Linked DNA regions of Homo sapiens: region 1 is linked to region 2. A link is an interaction called in ENCODE POLR2A ChIA-PET data of the cell type or tissue named here. Cell type or tissue: K562. All regions are shown on one strand. Links, peaks and the distances in the headings refer to the core of each region. The heading gives the core; the rest is flanking DNA. Region 1 overlaps ZNF511-PRAP1 (ZNF511-PRAP1 readthrough). Region 2 holds the start of MIR202HG (MIR202 host gene).

Region 1 (10,168 bases), core at 1,039-9,038, 80 kb after region 2:
GTGGGGCCTGATGGGAGGTGTTTGGGTCATGGGGCAGATCATGAATGGCTTGGTGCCACCCTCAAGGTAATGAGTGAGTTCTTGCTTGATTACTTCCTGTGAGGAATTTTTTTTTTTTTTTTTGAGTTTCACTCTGTCGCCCAGGCTGGAGTGCAGTGGCACAATCTTGGCTCACTGGAAGCTTCGCCTCCCGGGTTCACACTATTCTCCTGCCTCAGCCTCCTGAGTAGCTGGGACTACAGGCACCCACCACCACACCCCACTAATTTTTTGTATTTTTAGTAGAGACGGTGTGTAGTGTGTCTGGAGTTGGTTCCTTCTGGTGGGTTCATGGTCTCACTGACTTCAAGAATGAAGCTGCGGACCTTTGTGGTGAGTGTTACAGCTCAAATGTGGCATGGACCCAAAGTGTGTGCAGCTGCAAGATTTATTGTGAAGTGTGAAAGAACAAAGCTTCCCCACTGCGGAAGGGGACCCAAGCGGGTTGCCGCTGCCGGCTGGGGGTGGGGAGGCAGTGGTGGCCAGCTTTTATTCCCTTGTTTGTCCCTGCCCATGTCCTGCTGATTGGTCCATTTTACAGAGTGCTGATTGGTCCATTTTACAGAGCACTGATTGGTGCATTTTACAAACCTCTGGCTAGTGACAGAGTGCTGATTGGTGCATTTTTACAGAGCACTGATTGGTGCATTTTACAAACCTCTAGCTGGCTATAGAGTGCTGATTGGTGCATTTTTACAGAGCACTGATTGGTGCATTTTACAAACCTCTAGCTAGCTACAGAGTGCTGATTGGTGCATTTTACAATCCTCTTGTAAGACAGAAAAGTTCTCCAAGTCCCCACTCAACCCAGGAAGTGCAGCTGGCTTCATCTCTCAACGGAGTTTCACCCTATTAGCCAGGATGATCTTGGTCGCCTGACCTTGTGATCCGCCCATCTTGGCCTCCCAAAGTGCTGGGATTACAGGCATGAGCCACCGCACCTGGCCCGAGAATGGATTTTTTTTTTTGACGGAGTCTTGCTCTGTCACCCAGGCTGGAGTACAGCCACGCGATCTCAGCTCACTGCAAGCTCTGCCTCCCAGGTTCATGCCATTCTCCTGCCTCAGCCTCCTGAGTAGCTGGGACTATAGGCACCCGCCACCACGCCCAGCTAATTTTTTGTATTTTTTTTTTTAGTAGAGACGGGGTTTCACTGTGTTAGCCAGGATGGTCTCGATCTCCTGACCTTGTGATCTGTGGGTGAAGGATTACCCAGGTGCCGAGGCAAGAGACTGAAGGCACAAACTGTAGCAGTATAATAAAGAAAATAGTTAGAATAAAGAATAGTTATAATACAAATTAGATATAGAGATGATCATGGACATTATCAATCATTAGTATAAACATTATTAATCATTAGCTCTTAATATTACTCTTTGTTGTGTTACTAATATAACCAAGAAATAACTGGCGGGTATAGGGTCAGGTGCTGAAGGCACATTGTGAGAAGAGACCTAGAAGGCAAGAGGTGAGCCTTCTGTCACACCTGCATAAGGGCCGCTTGAGGGCTCCTTGGTCAAGCAGTAACGCCAGTGTCTGGGAAGGCAACCATTACTTAGCAGACCATGAAAGGGAGTCTCCTTTCCTTGGAGGAGTCAGGGAACACTGCTCCACCAGCTTCTTGTGAGAGGCTGGATATTCTCCAGGCCTGCCCACAGTCATCCGGAGGCCTAACCCCCTCCCTGTGGTGCTTCAACGATCACACTCCTTGTCCACTTTCATGCTCCTCCCGTACTCCTGGTTCCTCTTTGAAGTTCGTAGCAGATAGTGGAAGAAGAAATAGTGAAAGTCTTAAAGTCTTTGATCTTTCTTGTAAGTGCATAGAAGAAAACACTGACATTTGCTGCCTTCCCTCTCTGCTTCGGCTACCTAAGAGGGAAGGGCCCCCTGTCCCATGATCACGTGACTTGCTTCACCTTGTCAATCACTTAGAGGATTCACCGTCCTCACCCTGCCCCCTTATCCTGTATGCAATAAATATCAGTGCGCCCAGCCATTCGGGGCCACTACCGGTCTCCGCCTCTTGATGGTATTGGTCCCCCAGGCCCAGCTGTTTTCTCTTTATCTCTTTGTCTTGTGTCTTTATTTCTTACAATCTCTCGTCTCCGCACATGGGGAGAACACCTGCTAAGCCCCTTAGGACTGGACCCTACAGTGATCTGCCCACCTTGGCCTCCCAAAGTGCTGGGATGACAGGCGTGAGCCATTGCGCCCAGCCGAGAATTGATTGTTAAAGAGTCTGGTATGGCCAGGTGCAATGGCTCACACCTGTCATCCCAGCACTTTGGGAGGCCAAGGCAGGTGGATCACTTGAGTTCAAGACCAGCCTGGGCAACGTTTCAAAACCCTGTCTCTACAAAAGAGATGATATGGTCAATGTCTGTAACCCCAGCTACTCAGGAGGCTGAGATGGGAGGATCACTTGAGCCCAAGAGGTGGAGGCTGCAGCAAGCTGTGATTGTGCCACTGCACTCCAGCCTGGGCAACAGAGCATACCCTGTCTCAAAAAAAGAAAAAGAACCTAGCACCTCCCTCCATCCTTCTCCTGCTTCCTCTCTGGCCCTGTGGTCTCTGCACACCAGGCCTGCTTCCCCATCCAGCATACGTGGACACAGCCTGAGGCCCCACCAAAAGCAGATGCTGATGCTGTGCTTCTTGTACAGCCTCCAGAACTGTGAGCCAAATAAACCTCCTTTTTTTTACAGCAACACTAAAGGGATTAGGGCATCAGCCACTGGGCAATCTCAGTAAAGGGTGCATGGGAGTTCTTTACATGATCACAGTTGTTCTCCAAATTTGAAATTATCTCGAAATGTTAAAAAAAAAAATACAGACTGGGCGTGGTGGCTCACGCCTGTAATCCCAGTACTTTGGGAGGCTGACGTGGATGGATCATGAAGTCAGGAGATTGAGACCATCCTGGCTATCATGGTGAAACCCCATCTCTACTAAAAATACAAAAACTTAGCTGGGCGCGATGGCGGGCGCCTGTAGTCCCAGCTACTCAGGAGGCTGAGGCAGGAGAATGGTGTGAACTCGGGAGGCGGAGCTTGCAGTGAGCCGAGACCGTGCCACTGCACTCCAGCCTGGGTGACAGAGCGAGACTCCATCTCAAAAAAATAATAATAATAAGGCCGGGCGCGGTGGCTCACATCTGTAATCCCAGCACTTTGGGAGGCCGACGCGGGCGGATCACGAGATCAGGAGATTGAGATCATCCTTGCTAACGCAGTGAAACCCCGTCTCTACTAAAAATACAAAAAATTAGCTGGGCGTAGTGGCGGGCGCCTGTAGTCCCAGATACTCAGGAAGCTGAGGCAGGAGAATGGTGGGAACCCGGGAGGCGGAGCTTGCAGTGACCTGAGACCGCGCCACTGCGCTCCAGCCCGGGCGACAGAGCTAGACTCCCTCTCAAAATAATAATAATAATAATAATAATAATAATAATAATAATAATAATAAAATACAGGGGAAAGCTGTATTTTAATTCAAACATCGGCCATGCAGAGACTCCCTGCCCCCATATATCCCAGCTGACGCCCCAGGCCCCGGGCCCCCCTCCCTTGCAGGCCATCAGGGCCAATTCAGTTCTGCGTGTGCTTGTTCATCTGGCCAATGCCCTTAGAAGCCCAGCAGTGAAGGGTGTGGTGTGCATGGCCCTGCCTTCCCTGACCCCACCTGGCTGGCTTCCAGCTCACCATGGCTTCCCTGGCAGGCCCAGTTCACAGGCTTCCTGGGCACTGCCGCTGTTCCAAAGCAGGCCAGTCCCACTGAGCTGGGAAGCTGCCTAGACCCGCACCTAGCCAGCAAGCCTGGGAGCCAATGGTGGGGGGCTTCCATCCACCAATGGTCGGGGGCTGGGGTGGGCGGGGCTGCAGAGCCGCTGCTGGCTGGGGTGGGCGGGGCTGCAGTGCTGCAATTGGCTGGGGTGGGCGGGGCTGCAGTGCTGCAATTGGCTGGGGTGGGCGGGGCTGCAGAGCTGCTGCTGGCTGGGGTGGGCGGGGCTGCAGAGCTGCTGCTGGCTGGGGTGGGCGGGGCTGCAGAGCTGCTGCTGGCTGGGGTGGTGCAGGTGGTGGGTGAGATCTGCCGGAAGTCCATTCCCTGTAGTGTTCAGTGCCGGGAGTTGGCTGGGGCTGGGGTGGGGATGCTGGGGCTGGGGTGGGGATGCTGGGGCTGGGGTGGGGATGCTGGGGGAGACTCATGGCAGCTCCAGGCTCCCCTGGCGTTTCAGCCTCACCATCTTTCATCTGGCTCCAGGGACACGGGAGACCCCAGCCCCCAGGAACCAGAGCTCACCCCTCATCAGGCCCCACTCCCCACTCAGACGCCCCCATTCACTCCTTTCTTCACTTGGTCATTTATGCCTGTGGGCCACACATCTAGGAGGCAGGAGCTGCTCATGGGTGCCGCCCAGAACCAGGGGTCCCCCGGGAGGCAGACACTCCTGTCAGAGGGGGAACGCCCGGGGCCCAGGCCCAGCACCAGGTAGATGGGGGCGGGGGGTCGGGGAACCAGCAGGACAAGGGGCTGGGCAGCGGATAGGGATGGACCCGAGGCTCCCCTGGGTGGGCCGGAGCCCCGCCATTAAGGCACATCCCGGTGGGGCTTGGACAAGGCCCGGACCACGCAGCGCGAGGATGCGCGTGCTCCGCCTGGGCGCACCACGGCTTCCTGGGAGCTGCCCCCCACGGGGTCTCTCCTGGGTCCTTCGGGGGTCCCTGGGGGGAGCACAATGCCGGCCTCACTCACAACTGGCGGGGTGGGGGGCGGGAGAAAGGCCAGCCCGGCAGAGGACGCGCAGGAGAGATGGAAGCCTCCGGTGGACGTGAAATCTTTACTTAGAGAAAAGCGACAGAGTCAGAGACCCACGGGGGCGGGGCTGCAGCGAGGGCGCCTGGGGACACGAACACGGCGGAGAGCATCGGGAGACGCGCTGGTCACAGGAGCTGGCGGAGGACGCTGCGGAGACAGAGCCCGAGGGTTGAGAGCGGCGACGCGGCCAGGGGCTCCCCGCGGACCCCGCGTCACCCGGCGGGCTCGGATTCGCAACCCCCAACCCCGAGGTTCTGGCGGGCCGGGTCGGAGGGAAGAGGAAGGGAAGGGTGGCGGGGGTCTTTGGCTCAGAAGCGGTGGCGGGAGGCCAGGAAGAGACCTGGGCAGAGCCGGCCGGAGCCCCGCGGCGCGCACCTACCCCGGGCCGGGCTGCGGGGCTGGAGACGTCACTGCGCGGGCGGGGGCGCCGCGCTCCCGGCCGCCTTCCGCGCCGCCTCCTTCTCCGCCTTGGCCGACGGCTTCCCGGGGGGTTCGGTGGCCGCCGCCGCCGCCCCAGCCTGGGTGGGCCCCTTGCGCTCCTCCTTGGCTGCGCGGTAGCCGTCCCCCCAGGCCGCCGGCGTCTCCGTGCCGTGCTTGCGGCTCAGCGGGTAGGCCCCGATGGCCGCCAGGATGCTGCGGTGGCGCTCGGGGTCCATCTCCGTGTAGTACATCTCCAGGGTCAGCGGCGTGCAGATCTTGTGCTGCGGGAGGGGCCGGGTCAGGGTCGGTGGGGCTGAGCCCTCCTGTGCGCCCCGGGCCCAGGCCCTCCCGCTTCTGCGGTTGGGGACACTGCGGACAGTTTGTAATGGAGCCATGGCTTCAGGACACCGAAGATCAGCCTCCAGTTCAGAACTCAGGGCCCTGGAGGGGCATGGAGCAGGAGGTCGCGCGTTGTAAGGGGAGGGGCCACCCAGGGAGAGGGGCGCAGACACCAGTGGACCTGCCCAGCGCAGCAAGGACTCTGCGGAGCGCGCTCCAGAGCATAAACCATGGAGTTAAGGAGAAAAGGAGCAGATTTTACTTCTGATAAATAAAAGGCTTTCTAAAAACACACTAAAAGCTATAACCATTATTGACAAAGAGATTTAAAAAAAAAAAGGATGGAAGAAAATATCTGCCAAATAGGTGGGGAGCATTAATATCATGTTATATAAAAATAAAACCTCACACAAGTCACTCAGGAGGACAGATGACCCCTAGAGAGGTGGCTGCAGGGTGACCTTTTCTGCCTCATCTTTTTACTTATTTTTTAAATTACAAGAAGAGAAACCCATCACTAACTCATCTTTTCTTTTAAATTTTCAAAAGATACGATCTCATGTTCTAGAGAAGTAACAGGAACATGGCTTTGGAGACCACGTTCCCCCAGCAGCAGGAGACACCCCTGCCACCCCCTGCCTGGAGGCTACGGGAGGAGGGGCGGCTCTACACCCCCCACCAGAGCCCTGGCCCCCTTACCCGCAGCAGGAAGCCGTCGGGGCAGGTGAACTGGTCGTACCAGATGGCCTTGTACATGATCAGCACGCAGCCCAGTAGCGCCATGGCGAAGGCGATCATCCGTGCGGTGGGCAGCTGGCAGGAGGGCAGAGAGGGGCTCAGCCACGCCAGGCAGGGGCGGTCTTTGTGGGGAGCTCCTCAGGGGCTGGGCTGGCACAGGACCATCCCCGCCCTCCAGTCTTGATGCCCCACCCCCGCCCTGGGCAGCCAGTGGCTTTTCCAACTTTTCCGAGGGTCAAGTGTGCAGGCGTCACCCCTCGGGGCCAGGCCTTGCTGGTGGCCCCTCCACTGGGGTTCTGGAAACATCTGCCACCAGGTAAAGTGATGTGGCCTTTGACCCAGGTGGGTCTTGCAGGAATTTGCAGTTTTCCTGCGGTGTGGGCTCCCAGGGGATGGGGCCGCAGCCTCAGGGGAGTCGGAGGCTGCACTCACCAGGCCTCCCAGGTGACTGCCCACAGTGGGTGCATGTGTGGTAACATGAGCTGCAGACTGGAACGTGAGGCCAGGGGCGGGGAGCCCTAGCAGATCTGTCTACTGGAGAATGGAAGGCTTTGGAAACAGTCCACTAAAAATGACTAAAGCTATCATTAGTAACATTGACAGATTTAAACAAGAGGATGAGAGAAGATATTTGCCAGATATACTGCAGAAAGGAAGTATTACATAGAAAGCCCGTAAGTCACTGAAGATGAGACAATGACCCACTGGGCAAACAAGCAAGCAGCACTCGCGGGCACTTCCCAGAAAGAAAAACATCTCAGGAGCGCCACTGTTTGGTCAGTCTGCACCTGCAGCCTCGGGAGGGGGCCTGGTGGGTGCAGGGCAGCCGGTGGGGCCAGCTCTGGGCGGGATGACTCACTGCCACCCTCTCCTCCCTGAGAGCAAGGGGACCCCAGACTGGCCTGGACGGAACCCAGGCACCCCCAGCTGCCTTCCACCTTCTCCTCCTGTCCTGAGTCCCCACAGTGGGTGGGGTGGGTGTGGTTACCCTGCGCCCTTCCTCTGGGTGGCTGCAGTTCAGCCTCTGGCCCTCCAGGTCAGGGAAATTCTGCTGGTCTGGGGAGGACAGCTGGTATTCTGTCTGTGTCTTGATGACCACCTGTGAAAAGAGATGGCCATGGCCTCAGTAGGCAGCTGGCAGGGACCCAAGAGAGCCCTGAACTGAGAGGGGAGGGAGCCAGCGTCAGCTTCGTGGCAGTGGTGTTGACGCTGACCCATCTCCCAGGACTGTCTGGTGGATGGCAGGGCTCCAGCAGCCACAAAGTGAGGCCAAGGGAAGGTGGACGCTGAAAGTCTGTCTGCTGGGCGCATGGCAGCTCTGGGCCTGGCTGGGCTGCTGACAGAGCCCCTCACTCTGCCTGCTGCCTTCAACTCAGGGTGCTGGAGAATTGCCCTTGGCCAGCAGGGGTGGTCCTCCTGCCCCGGGTCCCCAGCATAGATGCTGCCCCCACCTCCAGCAGGGACAACTCGGGGTGCCCTTCATGCTGCATGACTCCCTGGGGGGTCAAACTGGGCTGGGCTCAAGCTGAGCTCTTTGCTTCTCCCCAGTTTCTGCTATAAGCAACCCCAGTGGTCACTTGCCCAAGGACCCCCAGATCTCAGGCTAAACCCAGGACAGGGCCATGCCCCGAGGGGAAGGGTGGGAAGCGTTGCCTGCTGAGTGCCCTATGGACAGCACGTGGGCGGGGTGCTGTCTAGGAGTCAGTGCGTGAATTCTCGGTTACCCATCAGCCAGTTTGCCCAGCTCTGGCATATGGGGGAGCTGACCAGGAGGTCACACAGAGTGCCCATGGCCAGCTGGGGCTTTGGCCCCCATGGCCCTTCATCTGTTTGCTCTACTGCACCTGGGAAGAGGCCATATCTAGACAAACCTCACCCCACACCCCTTTGTTCCCAGGGGAGCCTGAGAAGGGCCCCCACGCTGGCCCAGGCCCTCACCTGGTCAGGGAGTGGCGGCTGGAGCTGGCTGATGTCCAAGGGGCTGATCAGAGGCACACTGTCCATGGCAGCCCCATCCTGGTCCCCAGGGTCTTTACCTGGCTTCCCAGAGAAGCTGCAGCCCAGCTTCACCATGGTGGATGGCAGTCCTTGTCCTGTCCAAAGACAGACAGAGTCACTGCCCACAGGCTGCCCCCTGGATGCCCACGCCAGCTGGCTCTGAAGCCAGAGGACCCTGAGCTGGGCCTAATGCTCCTCACACCAGAGCCAGGGACAGGCTGTAAGTGGTCAGGCCAGCCTCCTTGGACAAACCGGTCAAATCCAGCGAGATGCTGGGTGCTGTACCTTCTTGACCCCCACAGCCCCTCTGGACCCCACAGCACTGCAGGGTACAGCGCCCCAACCAGTGACTGTCCACGAAGCAGGGGGAGACTTCCAACGGCAGCTGCTCTAGACAACCTCCTCTTTTTTCTTCTTCTTCCACTGGTGGCTGCTCTAGACAACCTCCTCTTTCTTATTCTCCTTCTTCTTCTTCTTCTTTTTTTTTTTTGAGACAGGATCTTGTTTTGTGGCCCAGGTGGGAGTGCAGTGGTGTGTTCTTGGCTTACTGCAGCCTTTGCCTCCTGAGCTTCAGCAGTCCTACCATCTCAGCCTCCCGAGTACCTGGGACCACAGTGCGCCCCACCACGCCTGGCTAATTTTTAAAATTTGTGTAGAGACGGGGTTTCGTCAGGTTGCCCAGGCTGGTCTCAAGCGATCTGCTTGCCTAGGCCTCCTACAGTGCTGGAATTACAGGAATGAACCACCGCGCCTGACTCTAGACAACCTCCTAAAGCCGACAATCCCGGACATCAGTATGGAGAGCTGGGTGCCAGACTCAGCACATAAAAATGCTGGAGACCCAGCTAAATTTGAATTTCAAATAAGCAACGAGCTCATTTTTAATATAAGAGCATCCCACGCAATACGCGGTATGGGACGTGCTTATCCTGAAGTCAGTCCTCATTCTGTCTGGCGGCTCTCTGCCAGAGACGCACGAAGTGAGAAAGAGCGGCCACAAGAGGGCACCCGCGAGTCAGCCCAGCTGCGAGCCTGGCGCTAAAGGCCGCGGAGAGCGGGTCTCCTGCGGAGCTGAAAGCCACAGCAGGGCCCCGCGGGGCTGGGAGAGGGCGGGCCCCACTAACCCAGAGAAGCCGAGGGTGCCCGGCTTCGCCTTCAGGCGGACCTTCTAGAGAAAAGGAATGCAGCGGATGACCTCCGAGCTGATGGATGGAAAAAGCAGAAAAAGAAAATGTATTCAATCAATCAAAGGAGAAAAGAAAGGTCCTGTGTGCAGTAGACACGGAACCTGTGGCCCGGTGCTATGGCGGCGCCTGTGGTCCCAGCCACTCGGGAGGCTGAGGCGGGAGAATCGCTTGAACCCGGGAGGCGGAGGTTGCAATGAGCCGAGATCACGCCACTGCACTCCAGCCTAGGTGACAGAACGAAACTCTGCCAAAAAAAAAAAAAAAAAAAAAAAAAGGCAGGGCGCGGTGGCTCACGCCTGTAATCCCAGCACTTTGGGAGGCCGAGGCGGGCGGGTCACGAGGTCAGGAGATCGAGACCATTCTGGCTAACACGGTGAAACCCCGTCTCTACTAAAAAATACAAAAAATTAGCCGGGCGCGGTGGCGGGCGCCTGTAGTCCCAGCTACTTGGGAGGCTGAGGCAGGAGAATGGCGTGAACCTGGGAGGCGGAGCTTGCAGTGAGCCGAGATCGCGCCACCGCACTCCAGCCTGGGTGACAGAGAGAGACTCCGTCTCAAAAAAAAAAAAAAAAGGAATCTGTCATTACAACCTTCTCTCACAAAGAACTCCAGGCGCAGACAGCATCACCACAGCA
Region 2 (9,737 bases), core at 1-8,000:
ACATCGTCCTGGCGAGTGACAATGTGACAGAAGCCTGGGCGAGGCCCTCGGAGGGCAGCAGCTGGACAGGGACTACTGGGTTTGGCCTGGACAGCACTGATTTGTGGATGTGGATGGGGGCACGTTGTCCGTGATAAAAGTACAAGTGCCCCTCACCGCCCGTGGAGATTGCTTTCTGGTCCCCTGTGTGGCCCCAGGCCACAAACCACACCGTCTTGGTCCTGAACTCTCCCGGTGAGTAAGGGCCCTGGCCTGGTGGTGTCTCGAGGTCCTGCCAGCACACTGGGCCCTACAAGGTGGGCAGCCCCTTGGGGCTGAGCTGTGCCTGTTCGGAGGCACACCTGGGCCTCCTTAGGGCCCTGGCTCCATCCTGCAGATGAGGAGCTCTGGAAAAGGGCAAAGTCCCGGAGGCTGAGGAGTGGGGCGGGCTCCAAGTGTCCAGCAGGGACCTAGACCCTGAGTTCTGGGGGATCCACAAGGCCCTCAGGCCCAGGGAAGGCTCTGCCACCCACGACTTCCAAACTTCTCTCCCTGTCCCCCATCCGGGGCTGCAGAGTGAGTTGGCCCAGGCCTCATGGGCTGCTGGTATCTGGGTGGACCTTGAAGACCAAGATGCCCCCAAGCCCTACTCCACCCACCTGCTGCGTCACAGCTGGCCGGGATGCAGTGACCACTCCGCTGGCCTCAGCCTGTTTCCGCTCTCCCCTGGGGGCCTTCCTCACATCCCCACAGCCTGTTTCCGCTCTCCCCTGGGGACCTTCCTCACATCCCCGCAGCCTGTTTCCCACTCTCTTCTGGGGTCCTCTGGCTGACAGCTGGACGTCAGTCCCAGAGTTTGGCAAGTCCTCTGCTCCTGGATGCCCCCAGCTGCCCCCACAAGCACAGTGCCCCAGGTGCTCTTGGCCCCACCCCACTCAACATCCCCATGTGGACATCTTACAAGCACTGGGGGTCCTGACCTGACTGGGGGCGCAGGGCGGCGGGGCAGAGACACCTACACATCCCGGGCAGAGGAAGGCGGTCAGAAGCTGCAGCTGTGAGGAGGTCTCAGCACAGCTGGGCACGAGGGGTGCAGCCTGGACGCGCCGGATGGCAGGGGTCAGGGCGTAGGACAGGGCCCCTCAGGGTCCAGCTCTCTGCGAGACAGAAAGTCTTGGGGTCCAGCCAAGATGCATCCGGAAACAACAGTCTTTAGATGCCAGAACTCCTGAGCTCCACGGTGATTCCTGCCGAAGCTGAGTCACGTGTGGGTGTGTCACCCGTGCTGCACGTGGCGTGTGAGTGGGTGTGTCACGTGTGATGTGTGTGGTGTGAGTGCGTACATGTCATGGATGTGAGAATTCCGTGTTGTGCTCTGGATGTGGGGTGTATATGTGTTTGTGCATGTGTAGTGTATGCACGCATGTTACTGTATCTTGTATGCTGTGCATGTGTAATGTGTGCTGTGCCGTGTGTGTCGTGTGCATGTCCTGTGTGCATGTGTAATGTGTGTGCTGTGTATGTGTTGTGTGCACCACGTGTGTGTCATGTCTGTGCTGTGTGTGTAGTGAACGTGTGTGCTGTGTGGGTGTGTAGTGAGCGTGTGTGCTGTGTGTGGGTCGTGTGTAGTGAACGTGTGTACTCTGCATATGTTGTGTGTCTCTCCCAAGCCCCGGACACACTCTGTCAACTCTGCCTTGTCCTCTCTGTAACCGGAGTGGCTGTCAGGGCAGGGAGGCTGTGGGGCCGGGTGTGGACGCCGGGGACTCAGGCTGCCGATGGGCCCTGGGCCTGCGATGCCGCCGGGCTTCCTGCTCACCCTCCTTTCCCTCTGAGCTGCCCAGCTGCATGGGGCCGAGGGCTATGCCGGCTCCTTCCCCACGGGATCAGGTGGGAGGTGCAGTCGCTATGAAATAGTCCTGCCAAGAATCTCTGGGAACCTGCACATCTAACTTCCAGTGGACAGGAACCCTCGGGGGCTCCCAGGGCGCCCAGCTGGGCTCCTGCAGAAGCCTCTGTGAGAGAAGGTGGGGTGCCCTCGGGGGCTCCCAGGGTGATCAGCTGGGCTCCTGCAGAAGCCTCTGTGAGAGAGGGCGGGGTGCCCTTGATGCAGAGGCTGGGGAGACGCAGCCGCAGGTGCACACATGAGCCCTGACAAAGAAGTGTGGGAAAGCACAGCCCTGCACAGCTGGTGGGGATGATTCCGAGGGGCTCGGGACGGTGCTGGGGAGTGGTCCGTGTCCTCGGGTGTGGAGAACACCCTGTCTCCAGAGGCAGCGCTCAGGGCCTCAGATCTGAAACTGACATTCAAAGGGTTCAAGACATAGCATGACGTAAATATGGCAGAATATCCACTCCCCTCTCCGTGGGGAGTCCACGGGGCTCGTGCACTTCTCTTTTCAATTCTGCACCTGAGACTATCCAGGAAACTGCAGGGAAGAGGCTGCTTGGACTCGGCCCCTAGCCGGCCCCAGCGTCTCTTCCGAGGCCCAGCACTCACTCCCATTCTGAGCCCAGACTTGTCGGCTTCCAGGCCGTGAGGAAGTGGCAGAGTGCTCAGGGCCTCCTAGGCCACGCCAGGACCTCTGGAGCAAAGTGGGCTCACTGAACAAAAGCAGGCCTTGGCCTCCTTTAGGGGTGTTTGGTGGGGCCCTGCACAGCCCCCAGTCAAAGAAAAATCACCTGGGCCGGGCGCGGTGGCTCACACCTTTAATCCCAGCACTTTGGGAGGCCGAGTCAGGTAGATCATGAGGTAAGGAGTTCGAGACCAGCCTGGCCAAGATGGTGAAAACCATCTCTACTAAAAATACAAAAATTAGCCGGGCACGGTGGCGGGCACCTGTAGTCCCAGCTACTCTGGAGGCTGAAGCAGGAGAATGACGTGAACCTGGGAGGCGGAGGGTGCAGTGGGCCAAGATCGTGCCAGTGCATTCCAGCCTGTGCAACAGAGCAAGACACCAACTCAAAAAAAAAAAAAAAAAGGTAAGTACCAGAAGCGCTGGCCCTCCCCCCATTGCCTCTGCAGCCTGGCTGGGAGGCTCTGCCACCCCCACCTCAGAAAGGTTCCGTTCATGCCCCAGAGTGGCGGTCAGCTTCTCAGGGGACTCCTGGGGCTCCTGAGTACTCCCCAAGGCAGGGTCTCAGAGGGCTTCCTCTTGTTCCCAGGCCAGGAGGACCCTCATTCCCAGCCTGGCTGTCCACAGAAGCCACAGTGAGCCACTCCCCCATGGTGCCCCTCAGCCCCCACCTACCATTCACAGGACAACGGCCTCAGGACCGGGGGGCTGTGGCCAGGAGGCCTCCGTTTCTGGGACGCCTTCCAGCCCCGTCCTGGCCCCTGTGCTCCTTCCAATGCCCTCAGCAGGGTCTCAGTGGCTGGACCTGATACGTGGGCATGTCTTGGCAAGCCTGGACAGCCACCTTGGTGGGGTCTTGGCAGGAGCCCTGCCCATCTTCCTGGGGGAATTCATCCCTCTCCCTGCCCAGCAAGCCGCCCACCCTGCAGTACAGGTGAGGGCACACGGCCCAGCTCACCCAGCCCAGATCCCAGGGAGGGCATAGCCCTCAGAACCACAGCTCTTCTGGGGAAATGGGCACCATACTGGAGAGTGGGGCCTCTCCTTTCACAGCCCAGCAGGTGCTGTTAATTACACCGCAGCCTTGCAGGGACAGAGCTGGGCAGGGTACGAGCGCAGAGTGAGGCGGAGGGACGGAGCCAGGCGGGGTACGAGCGCAGAGTGAGGCAGAGCCTTTGGCTCCCTGGATCCAGCCGTGCCTGCATCCCCATTCTGCCGACACTGTCTGGAGTAACAGCTGCTGCTGCATGTCCGCACAGCACAGCGAGGTAATACCTGCTTTATCTGTGCAGCTTTAAAGCCCTATGTTCAGGTGTCCTGTGGAGAGTGACTCGAAGGCCTGCAAGAGACTCCCCAGCAGGGCCGACCTCCACCGTTCCCTAGGGGGCAGGGGGAGCAGCCGAGCTCGTTGGGGTGGGGGGCGTGGCTGCCCTTCCACATGTGGCCTGCGGCCCCCCGGCCGGAAGCACCCCACCCCTCTGCCTGCTGCCTGATCTTTCCCCTCGGACACCCCAGCTGCGGGCTGTGAGGGAGGTGGGAGGTGACTATCAGATGAGATTAGTGCTAGGCTTGGAGAGGAGGCGCAGCCTGGGGAGGCAGCCCCTGATAACCGGCCTGGGGGCCTCTCAGCCAGCTCATTGCTCCATTTGCTGGGCTCATTGGTGATAAAGGCTGTGGCCTTCAAAGACCTGGGCGTGGCCCTGCCGGCTGACGAGGACTCTGGCTGAAGGGTGGGGCCTCCCCGACTCCCGTTCAGGCCTCCTTTTAAGACAGCAGCCGACTGTCATTCTTTAAACAGGGCTGATGAGGGACCCCCTGTCCATTTTTCTTCAGTGGGAAGTCAAGACCGCAGTCCCACCCTGGCCATTGTGGAGGCCTGGAAGCTGCGGGGCCCCCGCCCAGGACAGACCAGTGCCCCCCACCCTCACAAGCCGTCCCTCTGGGCTCTCCCAACACTGCCGGCCGGTCCCAGGCTCTGGTCATCAGAAGGGTGGCCCCAGACCGGTGCCCAGCCCAGGCCCCCAACCGAGGCCCCAGGAGCCGTTTCATCCCCCCGTGTTTATGCATTTTTAACTAAGTTCCCCCAAGTCCACACGTGACTAATGTGACGTCCAACCACCGTGAACGAGAGGAGACCAGCACGACAGAGCTGCTTTGTCAAAATTTGTATTTATTGTCAAAACTTTACCACATCTCACACATTTAAATGAAATTAGCTCTACTGAAATTTCTGACCAGAAAATCAACTCATACCCATGATTACAAAAGTAATAAAGGTGTTAAGAAGCAACAGCCAGCCGGGCGCTGTGGCTCACGCCTGTAATCCCAGCACTTTGGGAGGCCGAGTGAGGTGGATCATGAGGTCAGGAGTTCAAGACCAGCCTAACAAGGTGAAACCCTATCTCTACTAAAAATAAAAAAATTAGCCGGGTATGGTGGCAGGCGCCTGTCGTTTCAGCTACTTGGGAGGCTGAGACAGGAAAGTCGCTTAAACCCGGGAGACAGAGGTTGTAGTGAGCCGAGATCGCGCCACTGCACTCCAGCCTGGGTGACAGAACGAGACTCCATCTCAAAAAAAAAAAAAAAAAAAAAAAGCAGCAGCAGCAAAAGTGCACAGACCCAGCGTGCACGCGTCTCCGCCACGCCTCACTCCCGTCTGCGCCTGGATCCACCGCCACCCGCTTGTATAAAAAGTGGGCCCCACACGGTGCAGCTTCGTAGTCTGCAAAGAAAATGTCCAAAGAATGAGTTGTGGATCCTCCCAGCCAGAGCCCAGATCCCAGGCACCCCGCCCCACTTCCCCCGACCACCAGGCGGCCCCAGAGCCCAGGTTGTCCCTCCCGCCACCTCCTGTAATGGGTCCACCCCCAACTCCGGTCAGACTGGTCACAGAGCACCGCCCAGCTCCAGCCCTCCTCTCTGCATCCTGGGTCCCAGCTCAGGGGCTGCAGAGATCAACCCAGGGCAGAGGCCTGGACCACGTCCTCCCCAGACACTTCCAGAACCCACACAAAAGCACACATCCACGTTTCCCTTGTTTTAGAATATTTGGCCCCTTTCTGCCCCAAGGATGTGGGGGTCAAAGCCCCGGGGCTCCCGGCCGAGGAGAAAGGAAGCAGGTGGAGTCCCAAGTCAGGAGGCAGGTGCTGCTGGAGCAGGTGCAGGTGCACTGGTGCAGGTGCCGCTGGGGAGGACCCGACCGCCCCGTTTTCCCATGCCCTATACCTCTTTAGGCCAGATCCTCAAAGAAGTATATGCATAGGAAAAAGGAACGGCGGGCGGCTCTGAGGCGGGCCGGCTCTTCAGCACTGGGAGGTGGCTGTCCTGGGGGAGGGTCCCGTGCCGGGCAGCAGGGAGAAGTCGGGACTGAGGCCTGGTGGGCACGGAGATCCTGTGGGAGTGAGGAGGGCAGAGCCAAGCCAGGGCCGAGTTCCCAGAGGCAGGCCTTGGGCCTCGTCTTACCTGTGGTCCAGCCTCCTGGGCCGCTGGCGCTGGGTAGCCCGTGAGCCTCGTGAGCCTGGGAGGAGCGGTGGAGAACTCTCTGAGCCGGGAGTTCTGCTGCTGCCGAGCGAGCTCCACATTTATGCGCAGGGGAGACCTTGGCCGCCGCTGTCACATGCAACCAGAGGGCTGCTCTGTGCCAAGGACCCCGTCGCACCCCCGCACCTGCCAGATTGGGGCACAAAGACCTGCTGTGAGAAGAGTGCTGAGCCAGGGCCCGCCGGGCGGGCGGGCGGCGAGGGCTGTGGGCCGGGGGCTGCTGGCCCGGGAGCTGGGATGGGGCCAGCCTGTCCCCCCGCCTCCTCCAACCCTTATCTCCCCACGCGCTTCTGCTTGCGTCAGGGGCCCGGAAAGCACACGTGAGCAAGAATCGCTTGTCCAGGGAAGGGGCCGACTCTCCTTCCTGGGCCTGCCCAGCTCAGCAATAAGCAGCACCTTGGGCTGCACCCGCAGCCTCCTGGCTCACAGGGACTCTCAGAACCCCCAGCCAGCGTGTCCAACACTGTCCTGGCCACTGGGAACCAGACCCCACCCCCAGGGTAGGTGGCCCTGCTTGGCCTGGGGCGGCCTCCACAGCTGGGGCTCCCTGAGGATTCACGGCATCAGGCGGACACTGGTCCAGTGAGGCCCAGAGCCTTCCCCGGGCCACAGAGCCCGCGAGCACGTGGAGAGGGGCCACGCTCTGCAGCCTTGGGGGCAAGAGTGCAGGGTCGGAGGGAGAGGGCCCCTCAGGGACAGCTGGCCAGACCCACAGCTGCCCACACAGAGCGAGACCACACAGGCAGGCAGACACCCTCTCCTAGGGCCAGGGAGCCCCCGGCCGAAGGGCCCAGGCAGGCAGCAGAACTCCTGCAGGTCTGGGGCTGTCCCTGTGTCCCAGGCTCAGGACACAAGGAAGAGGCCCAGAGGAGGCCAGGGCACAGGGCTTCCACAGGTGGCCAGGGACAGGGCTTCTGAACCCCAGCCAGCGGTCTCTCCCCAGGACGTAGGCAAGTGGAGGCTGGTGAAGGAACAAGGCTGAGGCCTCAGAGGCCTCTTCAGTGACCATGTCCTCGGGGAGACTCAACGTCGCTAGGCAGGCCCGTGCGGGCGCCTGGCCCCAGCACCTGTGATCTGTAGGGCCAGAGTCTCAGGACTGACCCGACGCAGCACCCACATGCGGCAGGGACACACAGAGACCCCCATAGACACACGTAGACACATATAGACTCACATAGACACACACAGAGACACACACAGACACACATAGACACACACAGAGACACAGACATGTAGACAGAGACACACTCAGACATGTAGACACACAGAGACACAGATGTACACAGAGACACACACAGACACGCACACAATGGACCCACACACCCCCCAGGTGCAGCGGGCCTTGACTGTTGTACGCGAGAGTCTCCTGTCCCCTGAGTGGGGAGGGGCGTGGGGGGCATGAGGGGCCAGGTGGGGCTGCAAGACTGTCCAGCGCCCTCCTGATGGCCCCCGAGGCGGCCAGGAGCCCCGTCTGGGGAAGGACGAGTGGGCCCTGCTGGGCAGGAGGAGCCATAGGGACCATGGGGATGATGGACGATGGATGATGACCCAGCCACCTGCCAGGCCACTCTGCAGACCCCCCATGGGAGCAGCCTCTGCCCCCACCTTGTGCAAACCGTTGATCTGCACGCCAGGCCAAGCAGGTGATTGTCACGACCAGCGATGGCCACAGAGGGGTGGGGGGGAGCACATCAGTCGGTCACAAGCCCTCCTGGTGGGGACATGGGGCTGGGGACAGGCCCTGCTCAGGGCTGGTCCCCCACAACGAGGCCCAGAGTGGGCACGGGGGGCTGCTGGGCTCCATCCACCTGCTGGCAGGCTGAGGGTTGCCTTCTGGGGGAGGAGGGAACGTGGAGCTCAGACACACGCATGCTCACACTCAGGCTCACGCACACTCCTGCAGGCATGCTCACATCCACACACACGTGCATGCACAATTCACACACTCAGGCTCACCCACACTCACTCCTGCAGGCACGCTCACATCCGCACACGCATGCACAATTCACACACTTATGCTTACCCTCACTCACACACGCCCATGGTCCCCCACCTCCATGAGGTCCGAGGATCCGAGGAAGAGTCCTTGGGGGGCTAGCAGGGGAGGGGCCCCACTCCTCCAGACACCTAGAACCTACACAGAGAGCCCCAGCATCACACTTCGGGGGCCTGGGCTCAAAAGGCCCCTGCAGAGCCCCCCATCCTGGGCCTCCGCCCAGCATCAGCCCTCCCTGTTTCTCCCCGTTGTTTCTCCCCGTTTCTCCCCGTTTACAGCTGCCCGGCGAGGCTTCTGGGAAACACATAATGCAAACCCTGACCTTGGGCTCCTGACCTCGGTTCTGCAAGAGGGAAGGAGGAGACAGGCAGAGGGCCAGAGAGACAGAGACAGAGAGACCAACAGACACAGAGAGAGACACAGACAGAGTCAGAGAGAGAGAGAGAGGCAGACACAGAGAGAGACACAGACAGAGACAGAGAGAGAGAGATCAGCAGACACAGAGAGAGACACAGACATAGAGGGACAGAGACAGAGACAGTGGGGAAACAGAGACCAAGAGACAGAGACAGTGGGGAGACAGAGAGAGAGACAGACACAGAGAGACAAAGAGAGAGAGACACGGACAGAGATAGAGAGACACAGTGGGGAGACAGAGACCGAGAGACAAAGACACAGAGACAAAGAGACAAACAAAGAGACAGAGACAGTGGGGAGACAGAGAGTAGGGAGATAGAGACAGAGACACAGAGACAGTGGGGAGACAGAGAGGCAGAGACAGAGAGACACATACAGAGAGAAAGAGCAGGGAGACAGACAGACACACACAGAGAGACACATACAGAGAGACAGAGACAGCGGGGAAGCAGGGAGACAGAGACAGAGAGACACACACAGAGAGACAGAGACAGCAGGGAGGCTCTGGGCTATTCTAGGGCATCGCCCAGTCCCTCACTTGGTTTCCCTAACTTTTTTCTGGATTATAAACCCACACCTGCTGATCAGGAAGACTTTCATCATCCACACGGGTTTAAAGGGGCTTCCAGGGACCGGAGGGTCGGGCTGCGCACAGGTGTGGGGACGGCCACCCTCTGCTGCCTCTGCAGGTGGAGGAGCCCAGGGCCCGTCTTCCTGCTGGCCCCATCGGCTGGAGCCTGGGAGCTGGGGTGACAACTGGGTGGGGGCCCAGACCCCCCTCTGTTTCCCCCTAGGCCTCAAGGAGCCACAGAAGGCTGTGGGCCAGGCAGTGGGCAGAGGGTGGCCGTCCTCACACCTGTGCGCAGCCCGACCCTCCGGTCCCTGGAAGCCCCTTTAAACCCGTGTGGATGATGAAAGTCTTCCTGATCAGCAGGTGTGGGTTTATAATCCAGAAAAAAGTTAGGGAAACCAAGTGAGGGACTGGGCGATGCCCTAGAATAGCCCAGAGCCTCCCTGCTGTCTCTGTCTCTCTGTGTGTGTCTCTCTGTCTCTGTCTCCCTGCTTCCCCGCTGTCTCTGTCTCTCTGTCTTGTGCTGTCTTGGGCTCGGGCTGCCGGGTGGAACTGGTCAGAGGGGCGGCAGCCGAGGGACCAGGTGTCAGTGTCGCCTGGCCATCCTGGCTACGAGCCCTGGAGGTCCTGAGACCCCTCAGGGGATTCTGTGAGGTGA

The links. ChIA-PET counts read pairs that join two places held together with the same protein. Peaks named below come from ENCODE experiments on the same cell type or tissue, not always from the same donor. Only the 100,000 strongest peaks of a DNase experiment are listed, where the experiment ranks them.
Region 1: POLR2A ChIA-PET joins it to region 2 with 5 read pairs; 3 of 35 experiments call an interaction of 5 or more read pairs at or near these places.

The regions. Positions count from the first base shown.
Region 1 is chr10:133,320,569-133,330,736 of GRCh38, forward strand. All of the region lies in intron 5 of ZNF511-PRAP1 (ZNF511-PRAP1 readthrough), which reads left to right. CALY (calcyon neuron specific vesicular protein) reads right to left here. Exons shown (of 6, transcript NM_015722.4): 2 at 8,287-8,441; 3 at 7,337-7,447; 4 at 6,310-6,423; 5 at 5,231-5,552; 6 at 3,504-4,998. The coding sequence starts at 8,421. The coding sequence ends at 5,259. Among named protein-coding and RNA genes, the nearest start is that of CALY, 11 kb to the right of the region's middle. RefSeq lists a silencer at 3,995-4,044 and an enhancer at 9,578-9,657. In K562, for the core only: no CTCF peak of the experiment used is centred there; DNase peaks (open chromatin) are centred at 3,703 and 4,154; H3K4me3 peaks cover 595 bases.
Region 2 is chr10:133,241,774-133,251,510 of GRCh38, forward strand. It overlaps VENTX (VENT homeobox), which reads left to right. Exons shown (of 3, transcript NM_014468.4): 3 at 1-155. MIR202HG (MIR202 host gene) reads right to left here and starts at 6,112. Exons shown (of 2, transcript NR_108079.1): 1 at 6,018-6,112; 2 at 4,706-5,277. It overlaps MIR202 (microRNA 202), which reads right to left and starts at 5,847; the gene lies at 5,738-5,847. RefSeq lists enhancers at 1,363-2,215, 2,537-3,736, 3,068-3,920, 5,489-6,003, 6,520-7,034 and a silencer at 5,284-5,403. In K562, for the core only: a CTCF peak has its summit at 5,371 (motif pointing right); DNase peaks (open chromatin) are centred at 4,198, 5,398 and 6,398; H3K4me3 peaks cover 318 bases.